Linked DNA regions of Homo sapiens: region 1 is linked to region 2. Evidence: chromatin contacts called from ENCODE Hi-C or POLR2A ChIA-PET data. All regions are on one chromosome and are shown on one strand. The core of a region is the stretch at or near the end of the contact, and the rest is flanking DNA. Distances in the headings are between cores, read along the strand shown. Region 1 holds the start of GALM (galactose mutarotase). Region 2 has its middle 17 kb from the start of ATL2.

Region 1 (3,724 bases), core at 704-3,203, 270 kb before region 2:
GACAGCCATGTAGAAATATGATTGGACCAAAAGGGTAAGATCTGTTGCTAATAGAGTGAGTGGGGAAACTCGGCAAGGCCTGTGTTCAGATTTTTCTTGGCCTCCCCATGCAGCATTTCTTCCTCCGGGTATGGGGCAGGACCCCTCTGGAATGAGGGTCTTAATTTCTTTATGGTCAGCTGTTACACAGAAAGGCAGAGGGAAAGGTTAGAGTATATTTTTATTTTTTTGAGATGGGGTCTCACTCTGTCGCCCAGGCTGGAGTGCAGTGGCGCAATCTCGGCTCACTGCAACTTCCGCCTCCCAGATTCAAGTGATTCTCCTGCCTCAGCCTCCCAAGTAGCTGGGATTACAGGTGCCCGCCAGCAGCCTGGCCAACATGGTGAAACCCCATCTCTACCAAAAACACAAAAAAATTAGCCGGGCATGGTGGTGTTCAACAGAAAGCTGAGTTTTGTTTTTTTCCCTGAGGAATTGAAATTTGCTCTCTGTTTTTTAAGATAGAGTTTCGCTCTGCCACCCACGCTGGAGTGCAGTGGCGCAATCTTGGCTCACTGCAACCTCCGCCTCCTGGGTTCAAGCTATTCTCCTGCCTCAGCCTCCTGACTAGCTGGGATTACAGGCACGTGCCACCATGCTCAGCTAATTTTTTTGTATTTTTAGTAGAGACAGGGTTTCACCATGCTGGCCAGGCTGGTCTGGCCAACATGTAACCATGAGCCAAGTTACATATCTTACGTATCGGAAGAACCAAACAGACAGAATGACACACCAAAAGGAAAACCTCAAACCTCCTCTCCAGCAGAATTTGTCTACGCCCCAACCACTGAGCAGAGAGTATTAACTCTCAGTTTCCCTTTGCCAGCTTTATTTCACACCTCATTTTCTGTCTAGTTACACCATGGTGCTAAGAGAGCATGATGTACATTTTCCTTTGCTGCAATCAAGCTGCAATTGTCATTCTTTATTTATGCAATTACTGAGTTAAAGTCTATCTCCCCAGCCAAACCGCAAGAGTGGGGACCTTGTCTGTCCTGTTTAATGAGGTCATCGGATTAATAGAGTTGTCAAATGTATTAATTAATGCCTGATCCTAATTGCCCATGGATTCTGGGATAAAAGTCCATCCTAGTTGGTAGGAGACCTGATCTCTGAGAAGACACTGAGTTGGTCTTCTCTATTTTGTTCCTAAATGGTTATTGGGTAGCTGGTGTACTAGGCAACCACTGAGCTTAGTGGAGCATTTCTGAGACAACCAGGCCTCAAAGAGAATCTGATCAAGGAAGAAGGAAGTAGAAGAGGCAAGTATTTGAATTTCCTTCTTCAGAAGGGAAGAAGTGGGAGCCACACCCCCTCTTGCCTGCTCTTTCCTCTCCAGCCTTCTCCAGGTATCAGGCAGTTCAAAGATTAGGCAGTTCAAAGATCGCTCCAGGATCGCTGAAGTGTATCATACCATCAGCTGACCTTTTACGTTAACTGGGGCAAAGCCTGAACGGATAACCAGAGGCCAACTGCCATAGTTTATTTATTACAGTTTTTCCCAAATGCTGGATGGCCACACGGCCCTCTATGATGCATGCGCTTGCAAGTCAGACGGTCCCAAGCTAGGCGACTTTCCCCCTTGGTCCCTCGCATTGCAAGTGGCCCGCTAGATCCGGGAGGTATGTAGCGTGGGCCTGGGGCCTGCTCGCAGCCCAGGGCACAGTTCAACCCACCTTCCAACTCGGCGAAGCCAAGCACCACGTCCGAGGCTCTCCCCTGCCTGTCTTTGACCTCTAGGGCTGTGATCGTGCAGCCCCAGGAGATGATGTCCACTCTCAAGAGGTCTGACTGCAGCTGGAACTTCTCCACTGTCCCTCCTCCCGAGGGCAGCTCTCCAAACACGGCCCTGGTCACCGAAGCCATAGGGAAAGTTTGGCGTGTGCAGCCACTGCCCGCTCTTCAAACTCCAGCGCTCGCTAAGCTAGAGGCGACCCAAGTTTACAGGAGAAGGGGCGTGACTCGGCTCAGACTCCTCCCTTTCCCTGCCTGGATTTAGGGAGTGACCGTTCCTGCAAAAAATAGCCCCTGGGGCCTTTCTAAATCAATCATTTGCCTGAGGGTAACAAGAGGGGCAAACTTTGCAGCCACACTTGTACTTTTTTTCCTTGGCTCGTCCTGGTTGCATTGCATGTTGGGAATGGTAGTTTTTGGGAGGTGAAATTGCATTTTGGGGCTTGTAGTCTTTCTAAACTCGAATCCTGGGTTGACGGGGTTCTACCCCCATCTCCCCACACCTCAACATGTAATGAGCTGGTCATTAATGTCGGTGGCTATCAGACGAAGAATGGGAAAATACAGATAGCAGACTTACAGTGAGACCGATCTTGGGAAAAAATTAGATTTTAACTCTTTGATACAGGGGGTAAGAAGTACAGCAGTAGTTGGCCGGCTCGGTGGCTCACGCCTGTAATCCCAGCACTTTGGGAGACCGAGGCAGGCGGATCACGAGGTCAGGAGATTGAGACCTTCCTGGCTAACACGGTGAAACCCCGCCTCTACTAAAAATACAAAAAAAAAAAAAAAAAAAAAAAAAAAAAAAAATTAGCTGGGAGTGGTGGTGGGGGCCTGTAGTCCCAGCTACTCGGGAGGCTGAGGCAGGAGAATGGCGTGAACCCGTGAGGCGGAGCTTGCAGTGAGCCGAGATCACGCCACTGCACTCCAGCCTGAGTGACAGAGCGAGACTCCGTCTCAAAACAACAACAACAACAACAACAAAGTACAGTAGTAGCTTAGAAATGAGGTAAATCATCTCAGGCTTCTCTGCACACAGACTTACTGAAGATTCACTCTTTTTGTCCCACGGATGAAGTCCTGGACATGGTTCTGTTAGAGCCACTGCCCAGAAGGCTCTCCTGACGGCCAAAGCTGTGCCAGCCTCGAGGAGCTTGGACCAGACAGGGTCAGGTAGATGGATTAGGCCCTCGGTGTGCGGAGGTGATTAGAGACAGCCTCAGACTTATTTTACTTCAAGGGACTGGAAAGGGACCTCTGGTGTCTTCTGGCTCCTGAAGTCCACAGTTCCTTTAAGAAGGGATTCAGGGAACAAGTATTGATTGAGGTCCTTGTAAATGCCAGGTACTGAACCTTTGTTATCTCCTTTTCTACAAGTAGGATGGAGTCTTCAGGTATGTACAGTTGGAGAGGAAAGACACTAAGGTTATTAAATAATTGTCTTGCTTGATTGTGTCTCAGAATTTGCTGAGGACATTTAAAATGCATATTCCCAGTCCCCACCTCTGGAATTTCTAATTCTGGAAGTCTAGGGTGAAACTCAGGAATCTGCATTTTTCATGTTCCCAAGTTATTCTTCTGCAGATTATCTGGGACCAGATTTAGAGAAATATTGCTCTAAGGCTTGATGAGTAATCTGAATTTTTTTCCCCAAAAAAATAGGCTCTGATGGCAGAAGGATTAAGATAAAGCTATTAAGGGCCTTAATGAGATAACATACAGGCACCTATGTACTTCCTTGCTAAGTCTGGCAACTTTAGAGGAGTACTGAGCCTAGGAAGTGGGAGGATGCTGGGAGCCTAAAGACAAGTTTTACTCAAGCCATCTGCATAATCATCTATCTTTTCTTGATACTGCTCTTGGCTTGGTTCCTGGGTACTTCAGAGGGTATCCAACTAGACTGGGGTGAGTGCAGAAATGAAATGCATCTTTGATTAGGAAATTATGAGAA
Region 2 (4,138 bases), core at 140-2,639:
AGAAGAAATACATTCCTGAAAAGAATATTGTGGTAAGATCCCTGTAAGCATGTCAGCTAGTAATTGTATACTGTCACTAATGGGAACAGGCTTGTTCTGCAAGCTGAAATCATGATCAGCAGGTAATCAGATCTAGCGCTCCGGGGCTTCCCATGACTCAGTGACTGTTGTACACTAGAAACAAGGGGATGTTTTATTCTCTACTCTTCTGCTATCAGGGTTGGCCAGCTTCCCAAGGTTTGTGGGGAGAGGGAGGAGGGCTGTGAGGTTCAGGGTGTTTTTTTCTTTGGAGATGGGACTCATGTCTCTGATCTCCTGAAATCCCTCATCAATGTATTTGCTTTTCATTCTCTGAACTGGCTATAACTTTTTTTTTTTTTTTTGGAGACAGAATCTCGCTCTGTTGCCCAGGTTGGAGTGCAGTGGTGTGATCTTGGCTCACTGCAACCTCTGCCTCCTGGGTTCAAGCAATTCTCCTGCCTCAGCCTCCCAAGTAGCTGGGATTACAGGTGTGTGTCACCACATATGGCGATTTTTTTTTTTTTTTGAGTTGGAGTCCCGCTCTGTTGCCCAGGCTGGAGTGCAGTGGCATGATAGTGGCTCACTGCAACCTCCACCTCCCGGGTTCAAGCAATTCTCTTGTCTCAGCCTCCTGAGTAACTGGGACTACAGGTGCCTGCCACCACACCTGGCTAATTTTTGTACTTGTAATAGAGATGGGGTTTCACTGTATTGGTCAGGCTGGTGTCAAAACTCTTGACCTTAGCTGATCCTCCCGCCTTGGCATCCCAAAGTGCTGGGATTACAGACGTGAACCACCGCACCCAGCCAGTTAATATTTGTATTGTTAGTAGAGATGGGATTTTCACCATGTTGCCTAGGCTAGCCTCTAACTCCTGGCCTCAACTGATCCACCCTCCTCGGCTTCCCAAAGTGCTGGGATTGCAAGCATGAGCCACCAAGCCTGGCCAACTTGCGTTTTTGTTTTTGTTTTTTTTAACTCTTACTTTAGGTTCAGGGTTACATGAGCAGGTTTGTTATATAGGTTAATTGCATGTCACTGGGGTTTGGTCTACAGATTATTTCATCATCCAGGTAATAAGCATAGTGCCAGATAGGTAGTTTTTCCCACCATCCTCTTCCCACCATCCATCCTCAAGTCGGCCTGAGTGTCTGTTGTTCCCTTCTTTGTGTCCATGTGTACTTGATGTTTAGCTCCCATTTATAAGTGAGAACACGCAGGACTTGGTTTCTGTTCCAGTGTTAGTTCACTAAGGATAATGGCCTCCGGCTTCATTCATGTCCCTGCGAAGGACATGATCTCATTCTTTTTATGGCTGCATTTTTTGACTTTTTAATGATACCCATTGTGACTGGTGTGAGATGGTATCTCATTGTGGTTTTGATTTGCATTTCTCTAGTGATTAGTAACGTTGAGCATTTTGTGGCTTGTTGGCCACATGTATGTCTTTTTTTGAAAAGTGTCTGTTCTTGTCCTGTGCTCACTTTTTAATGGAGTTGTTTGTTTTTTGCTTGTAAATTTAAGTTCCTTATAGATTCTGGTTATTAGACCTTTGTCACGAGTATAGTTTGCAAATAGTTTCTCCCATTCTGTAGGTTGTCTGTTTACTACTCTGTTGATAGTTTCTTTTGCTGTGTGGAAACTTTAGTTCAATTAGGTTCCATTTATGAATTTTTGTTTTTGTTGCAGTTGTTTTTGGCATTTTTGTCATGAAATCTTTGCCCAGTCCTATGTCCAGAATGGTATTTCCTAGGTTATCTTCCAAGGTTTTTATGGTTTTAGGTTTTATGTTTAAATCTTTAATTGGTCTTGAGTTGATTTTTATATATGGTGTAAGGAAGGGGTCCAGTTTCAATCTTCCACATATAGCTAGCCAGTTATCCTGGAACCGTTTATTGAATAGGGAGTCCTTTCCCCATTGCTTGTTTTTGTCAACTCTGTCAAAGATCAGATGGTTGTAGGAGTGTGGCATTATTTCTGGGCTTTCTATTCTGTTCCATTGGTCTATGTGTCTGTTTTGGTACTGCTACCGTGCTGTTTTGGTTACTATACTGGCTATGACTCTTGAGTTAGGTCCATTAGGTAACTCCATGGGCATTTTTGATTAGGTAGCCAGGGGCCATGAGTTCAAATGCTTGAGATGGGCCAGGCAGATAGCACAAGTGTGAAATGGAGTCTGTGGCAAGTTGGAGAATCTATTTCTGATCAAAGGGGGACCCACTAGTCAGCTTCAGACAGTGGTCACTATATAAGTAGACTGGCTCCGGTGGTCAGATCTTCAGATAGTTTTTTAAACCAGAAATCTACTTTTTTTTTTTTTTTTTTTTTGAGGCAGTGTCTTGGTTTGTTGCCTAGGCTAAAATGCAGTGGCACGATGATGGCTCACTGCAGTGTTGACATCCTGGGCTTAGCAATCCACCCACCCTCAGCCTCCCAGGTAGCTAGGACTATAGCCATGTACCACTACACCCAGGTAATTTTTAATTTTTTTGTAGAGATGGGTCACACTTTTAAAAATGTGTGTAATTTTCTGATTTTAATTGTTTGTAATTAATTTAAAAATTAAAAAAATCACTTTGTAAGCCAACTATATGAGCATCAAACAAAACGAAGCTTCAGGTTTCATTCAGTCTCCCAATCCTGTCTCCTGGCTAAATTGATTTTCTGAGGGGAAAAACCCAACATTTATTCAAGTCACTTCAATTTATGGGGGGCTATATTATAAGGATGCATGTGACAATAAGATAAACAGGATTTTCAACCATGCAGCAAGGCATCGCTGAAACCCAGGAACTCTGTACACAACCCAGGTCAAGGGAAGAACAAGGACAGCACATGCCTGATGCTTAGTGATAACTGGAAGGTCCTTTCTCACCATCCATGGTGTAACTTAAGCTTCTCAATTGGTGGCTTGTTTCAATATAAACCACATGTAGCTCACATTAATTTCTCTGGGAACTGTAGAATTCTTGACGGGTTCTCGGGGGTTCCTGTTGTATAAAGGCCTTCATTACTTTAGTTATACCCAAGTGAAAGGGGCATTTACCTCGTGACAAGTGGATTATAGGAGAAAAAGAGGAGATGGTAGGTCAGAGTGTGCTTAGAAGTCATGCCCAGTGTTCTCATCAATGCCAGACATTACGGGCTGCCCTTCCATCAGCCATTCTACCCTTCTTCCTGCTAACAATATCCCAATTTTGTTCAGGTATCAGGCCACTTAATATGTTTCAGGGAAAACTGGTTCCAGCCCAGAGCAGTGTGGACCTTGATTACATCAAACTAATCATGGTGAGTCCATTTTCCTTGCCAGAAATTCGTTTAGGAGTGGACATGTATTTCACTTGTGAGTACACAAGAGACTGAGGAAAAGTCTAAGGGGGCTTCTGGGAAATTTTCCTTCTAATAAGAAGAGATTCAAGGCAGAAAGTAGACTCTTTTTTGTTCCCCTGTTGTATCTTTACGGGGCACTTACAGCTTTGGCAACCAGTTTGAGCTATGCAGGATAAATATGCGAACAAAAGTCAACTTATAGAGGAAGAAAAAAGCAGAAAATTGGAAAACAAAACAAAACAGGTGCCTTAATGCTGTAATTGAACAGTGAGTTAACCCAACCCTGAAACCATCCTACCTTTGAACTTACTGTGATATGAGATATTACCTTCTCCTTTTTTTTTTTTTCTTTTTTTGAGACGGAGTCTCGCTCTGTTGCCCAAGTGGGAGTGCAGTGGCGTGATCTGGGCTCACTGCAACCTCCACCTCCCAGGTTCAAGTGATTCTTCTGCCTCAGCCTCCTGAGTAGCTGGGACTACAGGCAGGCGCCACCACGCCCGGCTAATTTTTGTATTTTTAGTAGAGATGGGGTTTCACCATATTGGCCAGGCTGGTCTCGAACTCCTGACCTAGTGATCCACCCCCCCCCCGCCCCCCCGGCCTCCCAAAGTGCTGGGATTATAGCGTGAGCCACAGCGCCCAGCCTGCCTTCTCCTTTTTATTGATGCCATTTCTGGTTGGGTTTTCTGTTACTTTCTGCTAAAGCATCCTAACTGAAAAATGTATTATCAGTGATTTTCCACTTAGAATATTGAAAAAACCGGCCAGGCACAGTGGCTCACGCCT

What was found. Hi-C counts contacts between places; a loop is a spot of excess contacts on that map. ChIA-PET counts read pairs that join two places held with the same protein, here RNA polymerase II (POLR2A). Pooled maps may share reads with other maps.
Region 1: a pooled map shows a loop between it and region 2 (2.3-fold over the local background). The contact joins the promoter of GALM here to the enhancer-like site in region 2. A Hi-C loop is called at or near these places in 1 of 50 pooled maps. POLR2A ChIA-PET finds 5 or more read pairs at or near these places in 5 of 52 experiments (CD8-positive, alpha-beta memory T cell, HEK293, OCI-LY7 and 2 more).

The regions. Positions count from the first base shown.
Region 1 is chr2:38,664,343-38,668,066 of GRCh38, reverse strand. It overlaps GALM (galactose mutarotase), which reads right to left and starts at 1,953. Exons shown (of 7, transcript NM_138801.3): 1 at 1,716-1,953. The coding sequence starts at 1,905. RefSeq lists enhancers at 1,176-1,688, 1,689-2,201.
Region 2 is chr2:38,392,247-38,396,384 of GRCh38, reverse strand. No RefSeq gene overlaps it. Among named protein-coding and RNA genes, the nearest start is that of ATL2, 17 kb to the right of the region's middle. RefSeq lists a silencer at 1,292-1,492. Within about 2 kb of position 1,389, at least 4 of the 41 ENCODE cell types and tissues checked have a DNase peak (open chromatin) inside an H3K27ac peak, as active enhancers do.